3 separate regions of the Mus musculus genome follow, and regions 1 and 3 are each linked to region 2. A link is a loop called in an ENCODE intact Hi-C map of the cell type or tissue named here. Cell type or tissue: left cerebral cortex. All regions are shown on one strand. Links, peaks and the distances in the headings refer to the core of each region. The heading gives the core; the rest is flanking DNA.

What was found. Peaks named below come from ENCODE experiments on the same cell type or tissue, not always from the same donor. Only the 100,000 strongest peaks of a DNase experiment are listed, where the experiment ranks them.
Region 1: it touches region 2 in a loop (2.3-fold over the local background); 14 of 42 quality-filtered maps call a loop at or near these places.
Region 3: it touches region 2 in a loop (4-fold over the local background); 9 of 42 quality-filtered maps call a loop at or near these places.

The regions. Positions count from the first base shown.
Region 1 is chr13:65,173,955-65,179,867 of GRCm38, reverse strand. Nlrp4f (NLR family, pyrin domain containing 4F) reads left to right here. Exons shown (of 10, transcript NM_175290.4): 10 at 2,205-2,757. Among named protein-coding and RNA genes, the nearest start is that of Gm24130, 19 kb to the right of the region's middle. In left cerebral cortex, for the core only: a CTCF peak has its summit at 3,496 (motif pointing left); a DNase peak (open chromatin) is centred at 3,489; H3K4me3 peaks cover 336 bases.
Region 2 is chr13:65,308,254-65,314,166 of GRCm38, reverse strand. It overlaps the pseudogene Gm3800. Among named protein-coding and RNA genes, the nearest start is that of Zfp369, 32 kb to the right of the region's middle. In left cerebral cortex, for the core only: a CTCF peak has its summit at 3,096 (motif pointing right); a DNase peak (open chromatin) is centred at 3,230; H3K4me3 peaks cover 862 bases.
Region 3 is chr13:64,436,101-64,442,013 of GRCm38, reverse strand. Cdk20 (cyclin-dependent kinase 20) reads right to left here. Exons shown (of 8, transcript NM_053180.2): 3 at 5,708-5,896; 4 at 5,400-5,521; 5 at 5,186-5,248; 6 at 4,502-4,625; 7 at 3,982-4,137; 8 at 2,293-3,233. The coding sequence ends at 3,036. Among named protein-coding and RNA genes, the nearest start is that of Cdk20, 6.5 kb to the right of the region's middle. In left cerebral cortex, for the core only: a CTCF peak has its summit at 2,719 (motif pointing right); a DNase peak (open chromatin) is centred at 2,744; H3K27ac peaks cover 227 bases.

The sequences.
Region 1 (5,913 bases), core at 386-5,385, 130 kb after region 2:
AAATATGCAGTTGGCTTATAGAAAAAAATCTTATTGTTCTGAGTAAACTTATTCTTTTGTGCTAGACCTTTTCATAGCTGCATATTAGCCCATGAGTTGCAGGTTGAATATGTCTGCCAGATGTTGGATTATAATATTTATAACTCTAGTTGTCTCTCCTGGAAGAACACAAAAGCTCACTTCTTTAAGATTTACTCTTGCAAATTCCCCTCCCCTCTGGAAATGTTGAGTTGCCTGCAAGATTTCTTTCTTTCTTTGTGTTGGTTGGACTTTAAGAGGGTACCAAGCTGGAGTGGATGCATAAGGAAGTAGAAAGAGGTGAGTTACATGGAATTTTCTGAGCCTTCCAGCTTTGCATTTGTTTCCAATTCAGTCATGTTTACTCTGCACCCTGGGCAAGCTATCAGTTCCTCAGATTTGATCTGCAAAGTAAGAGTTATTTGACATGAGAAAGTAAAAAATTACAGGTGTCAGACAATGTGATAGATATTATGAAACCAAGTAAGTTTCTATGGTGTCCTCTCATTCCACCATGTAAAAGTCTGAGACAGACATATACTACAATTAACATATGCCCTAGGAACATGGTTTATTCCTAGAGGACAAAGCTACTTTAAACATAGAAATATACATAATGTGATGGTTTGAATAAAAACACCTCCCATAGTTTCAGATGTTTGAATATTTGATCTGTAGTAGATATTGCCATTTGGGCAGGCTTTGGAGGTGTGACCTTGCTGGAGAAAGCATGTCACTGGGACAGGTTTTGAGGTTGCAAAGCTTCATACCATTCCCAGAGCGTTTTCTCCACATATTGCTTATGTTTCAAGATGTGATTCAGCTTCCTGCTCCTCCTGTCACTCTTCTCTGCCACCATGGTGATAGACTCTTACCCTGCTGGAACTGTAGGGGGTTTTAGGCAAACCGGCCCTTCCTCCTGAATGTTGGTTAGTCATGGTATTTTACTTCAATAATTAGAAAGGAGTTAATTCAGAACAATAACAGAGGCAGGAAACAGAGTTTGTGTGTGTGTGTGTGTGTGTGTGTTGTCTGTGACTGTGGTTGTATGTGTGTAGATACACATGCATGAGAACAGTTAGCCAAAGGGCTAAGACCAGACAGTCATATTATGAAAAGAATTATTGTTTGGGGCTTGAATAAAAAAAATCCTCACTCCTTTTTTCAAGTCTTCTGTGCAAAACCCTCAGGCTTAGATGGAATCATTAGAATCCTACCACCATTCTGAATGTTGATATCAAACTGAATAAACCACACTTGGACCGATGGGGTGTAATTCATAGCATAGAGATGGCCAGAGCAGAAACTGTGAAGAGACTCAGTTAAGTAATGTTCTTGCAGCAGAAGTAGAAGAACCTGAGTTCAGATCTTCAGCATATGTCTATAACCTTAGCGCCAGGGAGAGGGAGGTTCCCTTAAGGTTATTGACCAACCAGCCTATGAATGGCAGGTTTGTTGAAAGACAATGTCTCAAAAACATAAGGTGGAAGATTAATGAAGAATCCTGATAGTGACCTCTGGCGCGCGTGCGCACGCACACGCACACGCACACGCACACGCACACACACAGGCAAACCAACAAATTAATTTTTCCTTAAGTTTTAAAATTTTATGTGTATGGATAATTTGCCTGCATGTATATTCTGGTTTAGAGGCCAGGAGATGGTATGAGATGCCTTGGAACTGGAGATACAGATGTTGTAAGCTGCAGTGTGAAATTAAACCTGGGGCCTTCACAAGTATAGCCAGTGTTCTTAACCACTGAGCAATCTCTCCAGTCCCCAGTCCAGACCAGTTTTATGAAAGAGTATGGATGCCAAACATGTATCAGCACACCATCTCATAGCATGGATGTGTCACTCCATTTAGAGGGAATATCAGCATCTCCTTAACTTGGCCTTAGAAAAGAAGTACAAAAGGAAAGGGTGAGGGTCTAGGGAAATGGCTCTTCAGTTAAGAGCACTTGCTGTTCTTGTAGAGGACTCAGCTTTAGTTCCCAGCACCGAACATGGCTGCTCACAACTGCTGTAGCCCAGGCTCCATGGGTTCTGGCAACTTCTGACTTCTACAGGCACCTGCACACACATGGTGCACACAATAAACTCACAGGCACACACACATTAAAAAACCTTTAAATCATAAAGGAAGAGTGAATTGATGCTGTTTATTTTTCTCCATCTTTCTAGACTGTGGATTACTGACTTTGATAATGAATTCCAGGCATTTCTGCTTTCTGTGAAAAAGAAAAATCACTTCTTGACCATCAGAGGCAGTGTGGAAGCAGACGGAGAAAAGAAGGGTGGAGATTCTGATGCAAGAACCATGGGCGAACTGTCCAATGAGATATGATTTCTTTATACCTTATTCAGATGTGTTTTTGCAAGACAGATGTGGTTTTTTGTTTGCCCTACAGTTTCAGAGAGGCCATTCAAAGATATTCATGCTAAAATGACTACTTTATAGTGACTTTTTTCCCATACAAGTTTCTTAACACTCAATACAATGTTAAGTATCTTTAATGCTTTAGGATCTCTTAACAAGAGTTTTGCCTTTTGTTGGATTATTTATTGGAGTTAAAGTGTAGGTCCAGGCTAATGTTACCCAAAAAGTTTTTGGGGAAATTTTATTTGGCTATGCATGAGAAGCCTTCAGCAGAGGGGTATAGACTGGATACTCAGATAATGGAAATTGCTGCTGTTTTGTGTTTTATATTAAAGAATAGTAGTCATTTCCCAAGTCTACTGACTTCTAATCTCAAATGTTAATGCACAAATGGTTGTGTGGATATGTGTGTGTGGATGTGTGTGTGTGTGTGTGTGTGTGTGTGTGTGTGTGTAAATGAGCATAGGTACTTGCAAAGGCCATGGTTGTACCTCTGGGCCCAGGGCAGAGGCGTGTGGAGTGGCAGGGGATGCTACACAGAGGAGCCCTGTGTGGAGCACAGGACCCTAGCAGCCCGCTCTACATCCAGCTGAGCATCGGGTCCCCTCCCCAGAAAGTGGGGTTCAGCCTGTGCTAGGCATGTGGTATGTGGGGTGGGGAAGGATGCAGACAGCGGCGTCCACAGCCCAGCCGGGCACGAGCAGCCATGAAACTCATCCACTCGTGACACTGGGCCACGGCTCGGCCACACAGAAGCCATAGTCGGATGCAGCTCCTCTGCAGAGTGTCTTCTGCGTGCTCAGATCTGCGGTAAGGATGGCCCAGGGCGCTGCTACTTTGGGGAGGCGCTGGGCATCTGGCTTGGGGAGAGAAGCTGGCCTACTGTGTGCTAGGCTCAATCCTAGTTTCAAAAATGGGAGGGAGGGAGGGGGGAGGCAGAGAGAGAGGGAGAGGGAGAGGGAGAGGGAGGGAGAGATTGAGAGAGGGAGAGATTGAGGGAGAGATTGAGAGTGTGAATGAGCGTGATCATCCAGCATAAGGCCAGCTATCCAGACATCACTGGTCTTTGTCAGGCCTCCATGGCGCCACCGTGTGGCCATTTAGTAGAAAGACAGGAATTTTGGGAAAAACTCAAGAAGGGGCTGACTTTAACCTCTGAGCCACAGCCCTAGAACGGCAAGCCCTTGTTTCCTAGAATATAAGAGAGTGCACAGAGGAAGCGCGGGTGGGACCGATGGGGACATGCGCACGACACGGGATATCGTGGAAATCTCTGCTGACCGGAGCCAGCGTGCATGCACCGTGTTCCGCGGGACGCAGTCTCTTTCTGAGCCGCAGGGATGGATGGACGCTCCATCCGCCCTGAGACCTCATGAGACCTCGAGGGCAGAACTGGGCACGGGCGGGCGGGGACGCGGTCCGAGGCTGGCCCATCCCGGGATGTCCGTGGGACGCCAGACTGCCTCGTCCCTGCACTGAAAGAAGAGGGCTGGGAGGAGACGTGACACGGCATGACCCGACGCCCCAGTGGTCTCTCTGTCCACCCCGTCTCCCGTGTCCCTAGTCCACGTGTCTCTGTGGAAGAGCGAGTGTGACACACACACACACACTCCCCTGACGTTGCTCTGCACCTGTTCTCATATCCTCGTCTGCTCAGCCCGTCTACCCCCTCCTTGAGTGAGCGGGGTCTGAGATCCTCTCCGCCTTATCACTGTGGACGTGGCCTGGGAGGCGGGGTGTGGGAACCAGAGACGTCCAGGTGGGGTAACCTCAGTTGGGGATAAGGGATAGCCTCAGATCAAACATCTAATCATCTTGCCTCTGACTCCTGAATGCTGGGATTACAGCCATGAAAACCACCATACACAACTCAAAATGGAGTCCTGAATTTATATTTGTGGCCTTGTACATTTTGAGCCATGTGTTGCAGGAGTTTATAAGGACAAACTTATAGTACACTTATTTTCCCATGGGACTTTGTTATTTTCCAAGAACTACAACCTCTAGCATTCCAGGAAGTTACCTGGTCCCTGGGCAGGTGAGCCATACAGATTTGGGCATTATACAGCCTTGATCTGTTGTCATCATAATCTCTTCATCTCTATACGTTTTTCCTCTAGTAAGTAGTGTGATGTCATTTATATATTACAAATGAGGTATTGCATATCAAGTAATGGGTATAGACAAAACTTCTATGGCTATGACCCATTACTAGCTTGAGTCCATTCTCAATGAATTTAAATGAATATACACACACACACATATACATATATATATATATCACTATACTATATATATATGGTATATTATATATGTGTATATATATGATCTATATATGGTATTAAGCTCTTATATTAAACTGACAAGATGATTTCTATTTGAATAGATGGACATGTTTTATTTGGAAAACACTGGATTTTCCCATATTTGTAAGATTCTATATAAATAGGCTAGTTCAATAATACATATACAAACCCTTCTGTTTAGGAAAAAAATAAGACCAGGCTGATTTATTAAGGCAGCCTAAGTTCAGCTTCTCATTCCTGTGACCTGAGTTGGGTCCTCCTAGTTCTCTCGATCATAACACAGGATGACTTTCCCAATCTAGCAAAAATATTTTAAACACCTATGACTTACAAAACAACAAGGGGGGATGGAAATAGGGGTCACTGCCTTTTAAGGAAGAAATAATAATCCTTTGAAGAAGGTAGAACAAAGAACATCTGGAATTTGAGATGGACAGTGTTGTTGGAATTTCCAACCCCAGTAAGCTCATATAAAAACCACAGAATCCAGTTATTATAATTATAAGCTATATGCCTAGATTGGGCAGATACAACACTGTACTAACTTATTCCCCAGCTATAAAATCCCCTTCCTACTTATGGTTTCTCTTGGCCACATGGTTCTGGTCCATCATGCTTCCTCCTCTTATGTCCTCTTTCCTTTCTCTCTTGTTGTCTTCTTCTCTACCTGCCTCCACCATTGAACCTCCAGTCCCACCTTTCCCCTCCATTGCCCAATCACAGATTCTAGCCTTTATTGACCAGTTAAAATGGGGAGAAGGTTCATAAGAGATCACCTGACTCATGATGGACTGCTCGCCTGGGGAAGCCCTCTTGAAGAAGCAAAATTAACATTAGAATAGGAACATCATCCAGCTAACCAGCAACTGGACTGAACAAAAAAAGGAGTGTTGGATGAGAGTTGGAAAGGAGGGTGCAGTGGATGGGCCATTACTGGATACAAGTGAGGGTGGGAGACTTCTCGGGACATCTTGGCGCCTAGGGCAAAGAAAGTCCAGATGAAGAAAGAAGAATGGGCAAGTGAAAAATGTCAGTGCCTGTAGACTCTCTGTGGGCACTCGGCAGACAGAGGAGGCAGCCCATGTGGCTGGAAAATGGAAAGAAAGCAGAAAAACCCCTTCCAGAGGGCTTGAACGCCACAGCAAACACTTGGGATTCTTATCTGTAAGTCATTCTGAGCCCAGGGGTACCATGATTTGTTCTGTCT
Region 2 (5,913 bases), core at 458-5,457:
ATCCAGCCATGAGCTCTGTAGGTTCATAGGCGCATCTTAGGTGCCTTGTTCACCTGGATGTGTTCAATGACTAGAGAATCTACGTCTAAACCCTTAAGTTCAGCATTACTCTCTGCATTTTTAAGCATGTGCAGCAAAAATTCAGCACTCTTTTTTGGCCACCGACCCTGCATCCAGCCCCACTGTTTGGCCTGGACGCACCTACCAACTCCACCATTATACCGCTGGAATGGCACACATTGCTTCCTTCTTTAAAGTGACATCCTTCAGATACTTGGTGGCTTTGCGGATATGCATACCCTTGATGGCCTGGGCAGTTTCCCAGGTGTTATTAAATTGAACGCAAAGGTTTGAACCTCTTGATTTGCATGATTTTGTGGGGTTTTCTGGGTCAAGAGAGTATCAAACCATCTTGGCAGGTGACCTCTGGCCACTTACAGGAAGAGGATGCTTTCTTTATATGCATCTTATTTGGTCTTATTTAACATTTTAGTTGGAATTACATACACCACTGTTGCACTTACCACAGTTGCCTTGCCTTTGTCTTTTTTTTTTTTTTTTTGCTATTTTCTCTCAATTACTATTATATGACCTTCCTGTTCTGTTGTAGTCATCAGAAAGATATTAATTTAATATAATGGAGACATTTTCCTCTTTTTATTAGTCATTTTATTTGTTTACAATTCAAATGAAAATCCCCTTCCCATTTCCTCTACACACACCCCATTCCATCACCCTCTTTGCCTTCACCCACTCTAGATTCACACTGCTCTGGTATCGCTCTACACTGGGGCATCAAGCCTCCACAGGACCAAGGGCCTCCCCTGCCACTTATGCCAGATGAAGCCATCCTCTGCTACATATAGAGCTGGAGCCATGCATCTCTCCATATAAACTCTTTGATAGGAGTCCCTGGATGCTCTTTATGGTCCAGTGGGTTGATATTGTTCTTCCTATGGGGTTGCAGTCCCCTTCAGTTTTGTCAGTCCTTTCCCTAACTCTTCTGATGGGGTCTTGCCTGTGTTTAGACAGAAATGATTCTGGGTTAAAAGTTTTGAGAAGGATGGGTGGCTCATTCCCTCAACTGGTGCCCGTGCCTATCTACTGGAAGTGGTCTCTACAGGTTCTATTTCCCCTTTGTTGGATATTTTGGCTAATGTCATTCCCCCTGGGTCCTGGGAACCTCTCACTTCCCGGGTATGTGGGACTTTCTAGAGGCTACCCCCACTTCCCCACCCTCTAGTGCTAAGTATTTATATTTCCTGATCCTCTGTACTTCTCTCTTGTCTCTTCCCATACCTGATCCTACCCACCCTTTTATTATGTCCCTTTCCTCACTCCCTTTTAGGTACCCATGAAGCAACTTCATTTGAAACTTTTGCCCCAAGGAATGGCTAATAGCTTTCCATTATGTAAAAAATTTTGTTGTTGCTTCGATACAAGAAGTCAGGACATTGAATCTTGCACTGTCTATTGTTCCTTATATGGATATTTTATCAGCTGATCCCTCTGAAGGAGTTTTACTACAAGCCTTGGCTCTGATACAAGGAGCTTTAAAATTTTGGAGTGGTTATTGTTCAAAGACAGTATCTTCTGGCCTCCTCCAAGGGGCTGGCTTCAAGTCTCCAGCTCTGCTTTCTGCAGCACTCTAGGCTCAGGTGGATCCACTTCACTGATGCTGCTATTCTTGGAGATCATACCGTGGTACTGGCATCTCTAACAAGTGGGGTCTTCTGCTGCAAATAGGCCCCACCAATAGCTTCTCATAGGCTTTCATCACGCCAAGCCTCAACTCTTTTTCATGACCTCTCCATTCTTGAGCTGTCAATTAAAACTGAGGCTGAACCTTCACCAATGACCTCTGACCACCTGACCCCTGATCCCGTCACCCATGACCCTGCCACGTGTGACACACTGGCACCCCACCATGTGACTCCTGACCCAAAGACACCCCGACCCTGCCCAAGCTCTGCTCCTCGGCACCCAAGCCAGCGTACAACCTGAGCGAGGCCTTTGGATGATGATGGGACCCAGAGTGGTGAGTGACAGCCCCCCTTCCCCAGGAAGCCTGGGCCAAGGCATGTGACATTGGAGGGGGGGGTATGTGCGGAATCCCAATGTCACCAGGGAATCACTGGTGCATGCGGTGGGGGTTAGGGGTCAGAACCGAGAGTGCCTAGTGGGCAGGGCTGAGGCTGGATTGGAGTGAGGTGGACAGTGTCGGGGTCATGTCAAGGTTACAGAACAGTGTCATCCAGTCACAGGGCAATAGAGGTCATGATGAGGTCAAAGGTTGGGGTTTACATATGATGTCGGGGTCAGGTGTAAAGTTGGGGTCCAATTCATAGGTCAGGGATCACATAGGTGGTTGTTGGTCACTGCAGCCAGGGACTGTGATCACCATGACATCCAGGGACCCCGGGTTAACTCTGGCCACCCTCCAGCCCCGCCTCCTCGCCCCGCCCCGGAGACAGCTGCATGACCCAAGCTGGAGGGGGAAGAGAGAGGTGGGAGAGGTTTGAGGGGAGGGCCCAGGCACGGGCTGTACAGACCCGAGGGAGGATAGAGCCGTGGGTGTGACAAAGCGTGACCCCTAAGCTCTCCGAGGTGGCCAAGCCTGCTGCTGGGATCCTGCTGAGCGTTAGGGGTCGCCGCCCTTGCCATTCTGCCCTGCCTCCCTGCCCGTCCCACGGAACCCCAACCCGCCACACGGGAGAACGAGCACGAGTGCTCTGGCCCTGCGCCCGGACCTCCACGACCCTAAGTTGCCGTAGGCGCTGGCATGGGGCTGCTACTTCTAGTTCCCATCCCGGGAAGGTTGCCCACTAGTGATGAGCTCGTCCCATTACCACGCCTGACCTTGCTTCATCTCTGTCTCCCTCTGAGCCGCCCCGAGAGCAGACCCTCAGCTCTTAAAGACGCCTGGAAGGATAAATGGAAGCAGGATTGCTCATCCAGTCATCATTCCCAAATCTATAAGAAATTTCCATAGGGAATTTTCTTTCTTTTTCTTTTTTTTTTTTAAAGATGTATTTATTTATTAAGTATACGGATTACTGTCTGCTTTTATACCCGCAGGCCACAAGAGGGAGCCAGATTCCTAGACACGGAGTCATTTGTCCAGCCACCAAAAGAAGGTACAAAATATCACAGCACCTGCTGGGATTCAAACTCATGACCTTTGGGAGAACAGTTTGTGCCCTTAACCGCTAAGCTACCTGTTCTCAGTTTTTACATTTGACCTTTTGGCGTCATGGTCGCCTGAGGCGACAAGAATAGGATTGGGAATCTGCGCATGCTCACTCGCCGGAGGCGGATTTAAAGTCTTGTCTCAAGTATTTTTCTTTTTGGAAGAAATGAACATTTTACTTAAACTTTAGAAGAGATGAGAAAGAAAACCCACGTTTTCCTGGGGAGCCGCGAGTGAGCGCCGCAGCCCCCGCCGAACTCCCCGTTCCTCGCGCCAAACCGTGGTGGAGGCCAGGAAGCAGGAACCGAGTCACAGCTTTTTAAAAAATTATTATTATTGATAATTAATAAAGTTCAACCTCTGTCTCGCGGAAACCTGGAAATAAAGTTTCTTCCTCGGTTTATAAATGACTTCCTGTGGCCACAGGGAGAAAACAAAGACCAAGGACCTTTCAGAGGCCATGAAATGAATTTCTAACCTGGAGCCAGACTCGTGATCCTGAACAGCGGAGGAGTCTAGCCTCGGCTCGGGATCGGAGTTCTCACCTGGAAGTGGGGCTATCTGGGAGGCACGTAATAAACAGACATAGACTGCTTTTTTGGGTGCAAGCTGACAGGCGGTTTTTCAAGGCTTAGAGTTTCTCTCTCACTCTCTGCACTCCTCACTCTCTTTCTCACAGCTCAAGGCTGCGCGCTCTGCTTTCTTCTGTGTGCTTTTCACACACAAGCCTCACATGCTCCTCACACGAGCCTCACACATGCTTCACACACACGCCTTACAATGCCACACACGTGCCTCACACGTGCTTCACACACATGCCTCACACACACCTCACACGCCTCACACATGCTTCGCACACGCCTTACACATGTCTCAAACGCCTCACGTTAGCCTCACACATGCACCTCACACACGCCTCACACACACCTCACACGCTCTTCACAAACGCCACACACATGTCCCACATGCCTCACACTAGCCTCACACACACACACACCACACATGCCTCACACACACGCCTCACACATGTCCCACATGCCTCACACTAGCCTCACACACACACACCACACACCTCACACACACACCTCACATGCCTCACACATGCCTCAAAACACGCCTCATACACACCACACAAGTACACTCCACATGCATTCTCCTTTCACTCACTCGCTCTCCACCTGCTCTTCTCAGGCTCTCTCGCCTTCTTGCCCCAGTCTTTTATTGACACTCCAAAAGCAGGTAGAAAAAGACACTGTATATTCATTGGCAAATCAAATTCAAAAGAATAAGGGAATCCCACAAAGAATCAAGAATTACAATTGTTCCCCAAAGTTTCCACCTTCCCTATTCCCAGGCTTCTGGCCAAAGTAATAATAATTGCAAACTTACCATTGTTGAAATTTTAAATTTTAACTTATTATGCTTCAGAGCTCAGACCTCCGAGGTCAGCGTTTTCCTGTGAAGCTCTAATGATAAATGATGTGCGCAAACCTGCCAGGCATCAGCCAGAAAGAATCAAGTCAACCCTTAACTCAGAGGTTCCACTGGCTTTCCACCTCAGCACACTGCACACAGTGACTCTCCCGAGAGTCCCCGTGCTCTGACCTAGTTTTACGAGTATAAGATTTTAAATATTCTATACTTGCTCATCCAGGAACCACTCTCAAATTCTGTGCAAAACTCATTTCATAAGTTATTTCCTTTCCCGGAGTCCCGATGTTGGCTCTAGTTCATTTTCTATTCATTCCTGTCAAACGTTCTCTGCAAGTCAAGCATGAGTCCGGAATTGCCATTGTGCAGTCATTGTATTGTCTCCAAGATGAGAGTGCAAGCATGCACCCGGGCCAGTAGGACTGCTCTGCACTGGGCCCCAGGCCTCAGATTTTAATCTTTTAAGAATCGTGACACCGGGGAACATCTAGTTTCACAGAACTAACCAAAACAACAACAACAAAACCCCCCTTATACTAGAAACTTAGTACACTTGAAAGCTCCAATTACACCCATGAGGAGTAGATGACAAGAAATAACCACCTCAGGACTAACATCAATAAAATAGAAATGAAGAGAACAATTAAAAAATCAATGAAACAATGCATTGGTTCTTTGAGAAAAATGAACAAGATAGACAAACCCTTATCCAAACTAAGTAAAAGGTGAAGAGACACTATCCAAATTAACAAACTGAGAAACAAAAGAGGGCTATAACAACAGACATGGAGGAAATTCAGAGGAACCTAAGGATGTACTTTAAAAACCAGCACTCTGCCTCTAAAGTAAATGTATAATTTGCTTAGTACATTTCACTTGCCAAAGTTAAATCAAGATAAGATAAGCAATTCATACAGACTCTTATTCTTCCATTTGCGGCTGTCTCTCATTATTACTTAAGTGCATACTCAAATTTAATATTAAAAATTTCATAGCTGGCTATGGTAGTGCATGCTTTCAATCTAAGCACTTTGGAAGTATAGGCAGGTTGAACTCTGAGTATGAGGCTAGCCTGGTATATATAGTGAGTTCCAGAAGAGTTATAGCTACACATACAGTGAGACTCTGTCTCAAACAAGAGCCATCCCAGAAAAACAAAAAAAAAGGGGGGAGCATGGTGGCTCATACCTTTAATCCCAGAACTTGGAAAGCAGAGGCAGGTGGAGACTCATGAACTCAAACCCAGCTTTGTCAATATAGTTTGAGGACAGCCAGAGCTACGTAAGAGTGGC
Region 3 (5,913 bases), core at 325-5,324, 870 kb after region 2:
TGCCTAGGTTAATAATGAAGAGAGACCAGGAACCAGGTCACAGTCAAATCCTTTACCTGGATGAAGCCTCCTGATAAACTAGGGCCGTGCACATTTTGTTACTAGTTACAGACTTCCCAGTGCTGGGTGAGGACTTGGGGGCGCAATCTCTGCAAATTCCTCAAATTTGGCTCCCTTCTGGAGACAAAATGTAGCCTGTGAAATACCGTAACTCAATACAAATGGCAGCATACAAAGAAATATCATTAAGTCCCACTTTATTAAACCCACCAAGTATTTTGGCACTGCAATAAAACACAGCCCTCCATCAGTGTCCACTGGGAACTGCTTCCAGAACCCTGCAGAATGACTCTGGATTCTCCTGCATTTGTCTATTCTTAGCTCTCTCACTACTCACATCTGTCCTAAGACCTGAAGTTGGATATAGTGGCATCGACCTGTAAACCTAGCTATGTCAGAGACGGAGAAACATGAGCTCCAGGAAACATGGTCTAGATATCAAGACCAGTCTTAGAAAAGAGGATGGGACTATAGCTCTTGCAGAGTACCTGTCCAGCACACACAATCCCAGCACTGAAGACTCCAGAATCAGTGGCTCACACCTACAATCTCAGCACATGATGGGTAGCAGAAGGATGAGTTCAAGGTCATCCTGGCCTATATAGTGAGTTTAAGGCTACCCTCAGCTACACAAGACTGTGTCAAAAGCGGGGCAATCTATATTGTATGCATACGGGTAGAAACTTTTGCCAAGTCATTAGAGTTTATTATCCCCAGCAATTGCCTTTGTCTGCTTTGATATCAAACTATACCACATTTTTTTATCCTGTTACTTGTAGAAGTTTGATATTTATAATTCCACTCTGGAAAATACCTGTTTCAGTTCCTTTTTAATACAAGTAGCCACCTTTGTTCCAGCTAGAACATTTACTCTTAGCATTTAAATTACTATGAGCTGAGGATGGTGATACAGGCTTGTGACCCAGCACTGGAAAGATGGAGACAAGATATCAAGATCATCTCTGCCACAAAGGGAGTTCAAAGCCGACCTTATCTTCTCATCTTGAAAAGATCAAGCCAGACAGGGGTTGAGGGAGTGTAAAACCATTCTACTATATGCTGTATATTTGTGCTTTGTTACAGGTATTACATGGTTTTCAACTGTGCCTACTCTATTCTACCTTATCACTTTACAAAGTACCAAGACGTGTGGTTACTGCACCGTCTCTAGTGAGTCCACCATCTGGAAACCCACAGATGTTTTCTGTTCCTTTCACTGTTTCCTGTGTGCCTGGTTATCACAGAAGTCTTTTTAAAAGAAGAAGAGAAAGGTTTTGCAGAGGTCACTGAAGGCATCGGTTTAGAAATCACCAAATGGGCTACCTTTTTATTAGCCTGTACCTTTAACTATTTCCAAACAGAGTCCAGACACAAGCTACCACCTGTGTGTACGTAAGAGCTACAAGAAGTCAATGGAGCTCAACTGTCCTTAGAATTTGCAAAGATGTGACCAGAGAAATAAACAGAGGTCGGATTATGAAGGCATCATAATCCTGAAAACAGCATCTGCGCTCTTCCTTGTAGGCATTCAGGCCAGGAGCCAGCCCTGTTAGTCACCTCTGTGCTGCCAGGACTCACAGAACAACCAATTCATGTCAGGCCTACAACAAACATTTTAAAAATATGACATCTCTCCTATGTGTGTATATTATATACATGCATGCACATGTACATACATATGCATATATACACATATACACACATATATGCATTTTTTTGAGACAGGATCTTGCACTGTAGCCTAGCATGGCCTTCTACTCTTAGGAACCCTCCCACCTCAGACCCCTGAGTGGGGTTACAGGCATACACCACAACCACTACCAGATTTTGTTATGTATCTGAATAATGGATAGTTAAGATCCTATCTAATCCATCCCTGAAACGATATCCTGTCTTAGTTGTTATATAACCCTGCAGTAAATCTGAATGGCCAACACACAAGTCCTTTTATCATCTTCTCTCTGCTCCCCCCTCCTCGACATCGCAGGATCTAGACCAGTGGTTCTCATCCTGTGGGTCTTGACCCCCTTGGGAATCACATGTGAGATATTTACATTATAATTCATAACAGTAGCAAAATTACAGTTAATGCAGTATGACAAAAATAATTTTATGGTTGGGGCAGGGGGTCACCACAACATGAAGAACTAAAGGGTTGCAGCATTGGGAGGTAGAGAGTCACTGTTTTAGACTCATCTTAATATATCCCTATGAAATAAAACACAAGCTGGCTGAGTCACACTGGAATTTATTTACTGAGTGGATTCCAGGAATGTCTGCTTCCGCATCTGCAAGGCAGCCTCAGGCTCACTGACTGACCCACCCGACATGTGGGAAGTGTGCTTCGGGAACTGGACTGTCCATCCCTGGGCCTCAGCTTCTGGACTCTCGCTCCCAAATGAGCACTCAAGTCCCGTGAATAGCATGGGAAGCCTGAGGACCCAAATGGCCTTCACAGGAGGCCTCTTCTGAGTACCTGACCCCTGTGAATCAAGGCCCACCATTGTCCTTTCCCTAACAGCAACAGACAAGGTGCAATTAGACAGAAACACCCAGGGCTTTTATATGAACCTCAAATCCTGACCCAGTGGAACCAAAACTAAAACATGTCTGACTTCCCAGCTGTGTCCCCGGTATGAAGACAGCTTATACTCTGTGCTTCCACCAGGTGGTGCTGTAGTACCAATGTCCTTGAAGAGGGGACAGAGCCTGACAATCATCTCTAAGGCCGGGTGGCACCACTGAGGGGTGGCCCTGGAGAAGGACACAGCTAGCAGTTTCTGGAGGCTTTGTCTGTAGGACGTGAGTCTCTTTCTCTGCTGGGATGAACATCTCACGGTTCTGCCTCCCAGAGCCCAGCCCTCAAGCACACTAAGGAGCAGGACCAGGTGTGGTATATATAGCCGTGGGGAGGCCATGGAGGCAAATCAGAAAGAGGTGCTCCTAGGGCGAGCAGGAAGGCCTGGACCAGCATCTCACCCCTCTGGGATGAAGGGCCGAATCAGTTCTGGGTTCAACAGTGACTCCTCAAGAGGTCGATCCACATGGAAGTCGTGGACATGGGGGGGCCCTGGGTGAGCCTTGGGTGCAGGTCCCCCTGGGCGCTGAGGAATTGGCAGCTCGGATGGATGGGCAGGCAGAGGCGCTGTGAAGAAGTACTGATGCAGAAGGGCCTGGGGGTAGCAAGAAATCCAGTCATTATGTATCCCCAAAATCATTCAACTGACTCAGCAAACCTTGCCGACGTGCCTATGTCTGGAGCACTGTCCCAACAGCTGGGAACATTTCAGTGAGCCAAAAATTCTTGCCAACAGAGGAAGGGGTGGGAGACATAAACCAGAGAAAGGGGCAAAATGCACAGTATGTCCCCGGCAACAAAGAGAGCTTGTGGTGTAGCTAGCTATTCCTTCCCAATTGAAACATTCCCTCTGGGCAGGAGGCTCCTTGAAAACACACAAGTCCCAGGAAGTACCTAATACTAAAGCCCGACTCAGGTCAGATTTGTTATCAGTGTCCTTTCTGCAGTGAACAGACACTCGTTCGTGTCTCCCAGGACAAACCATATAATAAAGCTGGGTGGAAAGGCTGAGGAGGACTAGAGAGATGCTGCAGGCTTTGAAGAGCTGGGTCCCAGGAGCACAAGCCCAAAGGAAAGCCTAGGGCTTGAGAGGAGCAAACACAGGAGGGCTAGGAACACAGCAAGAGCAGTCAGGGTGAGAAAGAGACAACACTCACACCTGCAACTGCAGGCAAGACCCACTGACAAGGGGGAGGGGCTGGACAGAGGGCAGGGGTCACTGACTTCTCTCCCGAAGCCTCCTGGAGAACACTCCATCAAAACCCCACCTCCAAGGGTTCCACCCTACGCGGGTTCTAAGCGTCTCTGGCTTGGCAGGGTCAAGGGTCAACCTTTAACCCTACCTGGGAGGCTGCAATACGCTGTCGTGGAGGGTAGAGGAGGAACTGGCCCAGCAGGTCCAAGGCCTGGGGAGAGGCATCAGGCAGCACCTCCTCCAGGGGCACTGGTGCCTGCTCCTTGAAGGAGATCTTGTTGTAGTCAGGCAGCTCTGTGATCTCCTGAGCCCAGAGGAGAAAAAAAAGGCAATGAGAGCAGCCCCGCCCACCACCCCTTATCAGGCTCTCCCACCACACCTGATCCAGCTCTCCCACCTGATCAGGTGTTCATTCTGTTCTTCATTCAGCCCAGAGTCCATCACCACCCACAATGGCTCTCTCCTTCAGCTCCCCCCACTCTCTAAGGCCTGCTCCTTGCCCAGCTTACTGAGACCAGATAAAACCTGTCCCTCCTGCAGCGCCAAGACTTTGGTCTTCATTGGTCAAGAGGGAGTGGGGCCCAAGACACCTACATAGGGAGAAGCCAGTTCCTACTGGGGAACAGAGCAAGTGTGGCCCCTCCCCAGCAACAATGGTTGCTACTAACCGGCCAGACTCGAGGACTCGGGGTACCCAGGATGCGAAGCACACAGCACAGTTGTTCAATGTCGTTTTCGCCCGGGAACAGGGGGGACCCATTCAACAGCTCTCCCATGATGCAGCCCACAGCCCTGTGGATACAGAGCTAAGCGGTGGGAGATGTCACACGTGAGTGATCAAGCTACTCACACGAGCTTTAACACCTCACATCAGGATCAAGGTCCAGAGGTTCCCAGGGCAGCCATGTATCATTCCTCCACAGATATCTAGAACAGAGTCCTGCAGCTCCAGGACTCTTAGAGCCTCATGTCTGGGCTACCCAGCTCCTCCTCGATTTGGGGGCGGGGCATAAATGCAAAATAACCCAAATCTCAGACCTCTGAACACCACAAACTATCTCCCTAGTCCCCCAAAATGCTGAACCCTCATACCTAGGGACCCAAGCTTCACTTTAGCTCACAACTATCTCATCCTCAATTCAGATGACAAAACATACTACATGCCTTGTACCCCAGACTACCTTACCCCATTCCCAGAAGCCTCTCACCTGAGACTAGCCTCCTAACCCTCCCCACACCAACTCAGAAACATCAGCGTGAAGAACACAGATCCAAAGCTGCTCAGACTACTCTCTAACCAGACAGAACATCCCCACAGCCCACATGACCCTCACCTGCCCCAAGTATCTCACCATAGGTCAACGCCCTGGTCATACTGCCGAGCGCCATACAGGAGTTCAGGAGCTCGGTACCACCTGGGGGAGGGGAAAAAGGGGTTGAGATCACAGCTGGATTGTGCTGGTCTGATAAGAAGCTACATCCCAGGCCCACAGCCCATGCCTGGACAGAAGGTGCAGACGTATCTCTTCCCCAGTGAGAGGGCTGGCAGGGATAGAGCCCCACTACCTGGTGGCCACCTGATGTGTGTAGAGGCGACCACCATCCGGAGAGAAGACCCGGGCCAGGCCAAAGTCAGCTATCTTGAGCTGGCCTGAGGCACTGATGAGCAGGTTAGCAGGCTTCAGGTCCTGTGCATACAAAAAAGAAGCATCAGTCCCCTGTACCTAGTCAGGGCTTCGGGACAGGGGGATAGGCAGCCAGGCCCCCATTTCCTTTAGAGCCATACCTCTGGCTGCTTACTTCAAGACCCTCTGACTGCACCCTCTTCAAGGACTAGCTCACCCCGGCCCAACAAAGCCCATACTGGTACTAACCCGATGCACAATGTTGTTGGCATGGCAAAACGCAACACCTTTGAGCAGCATCTGCAGGTAGCTCTTGACTTGTGCTGGGGCCAGGGGCCTCTGGGCATGGCGCACCACCTCTGCCAGGTCCGACAGCATAAATTCGAAAGCCAGCACAAAGCCCGCACCATGTGGGAACACAGCCTTCAGCTGCACCACCTGAGGACAGACATCCC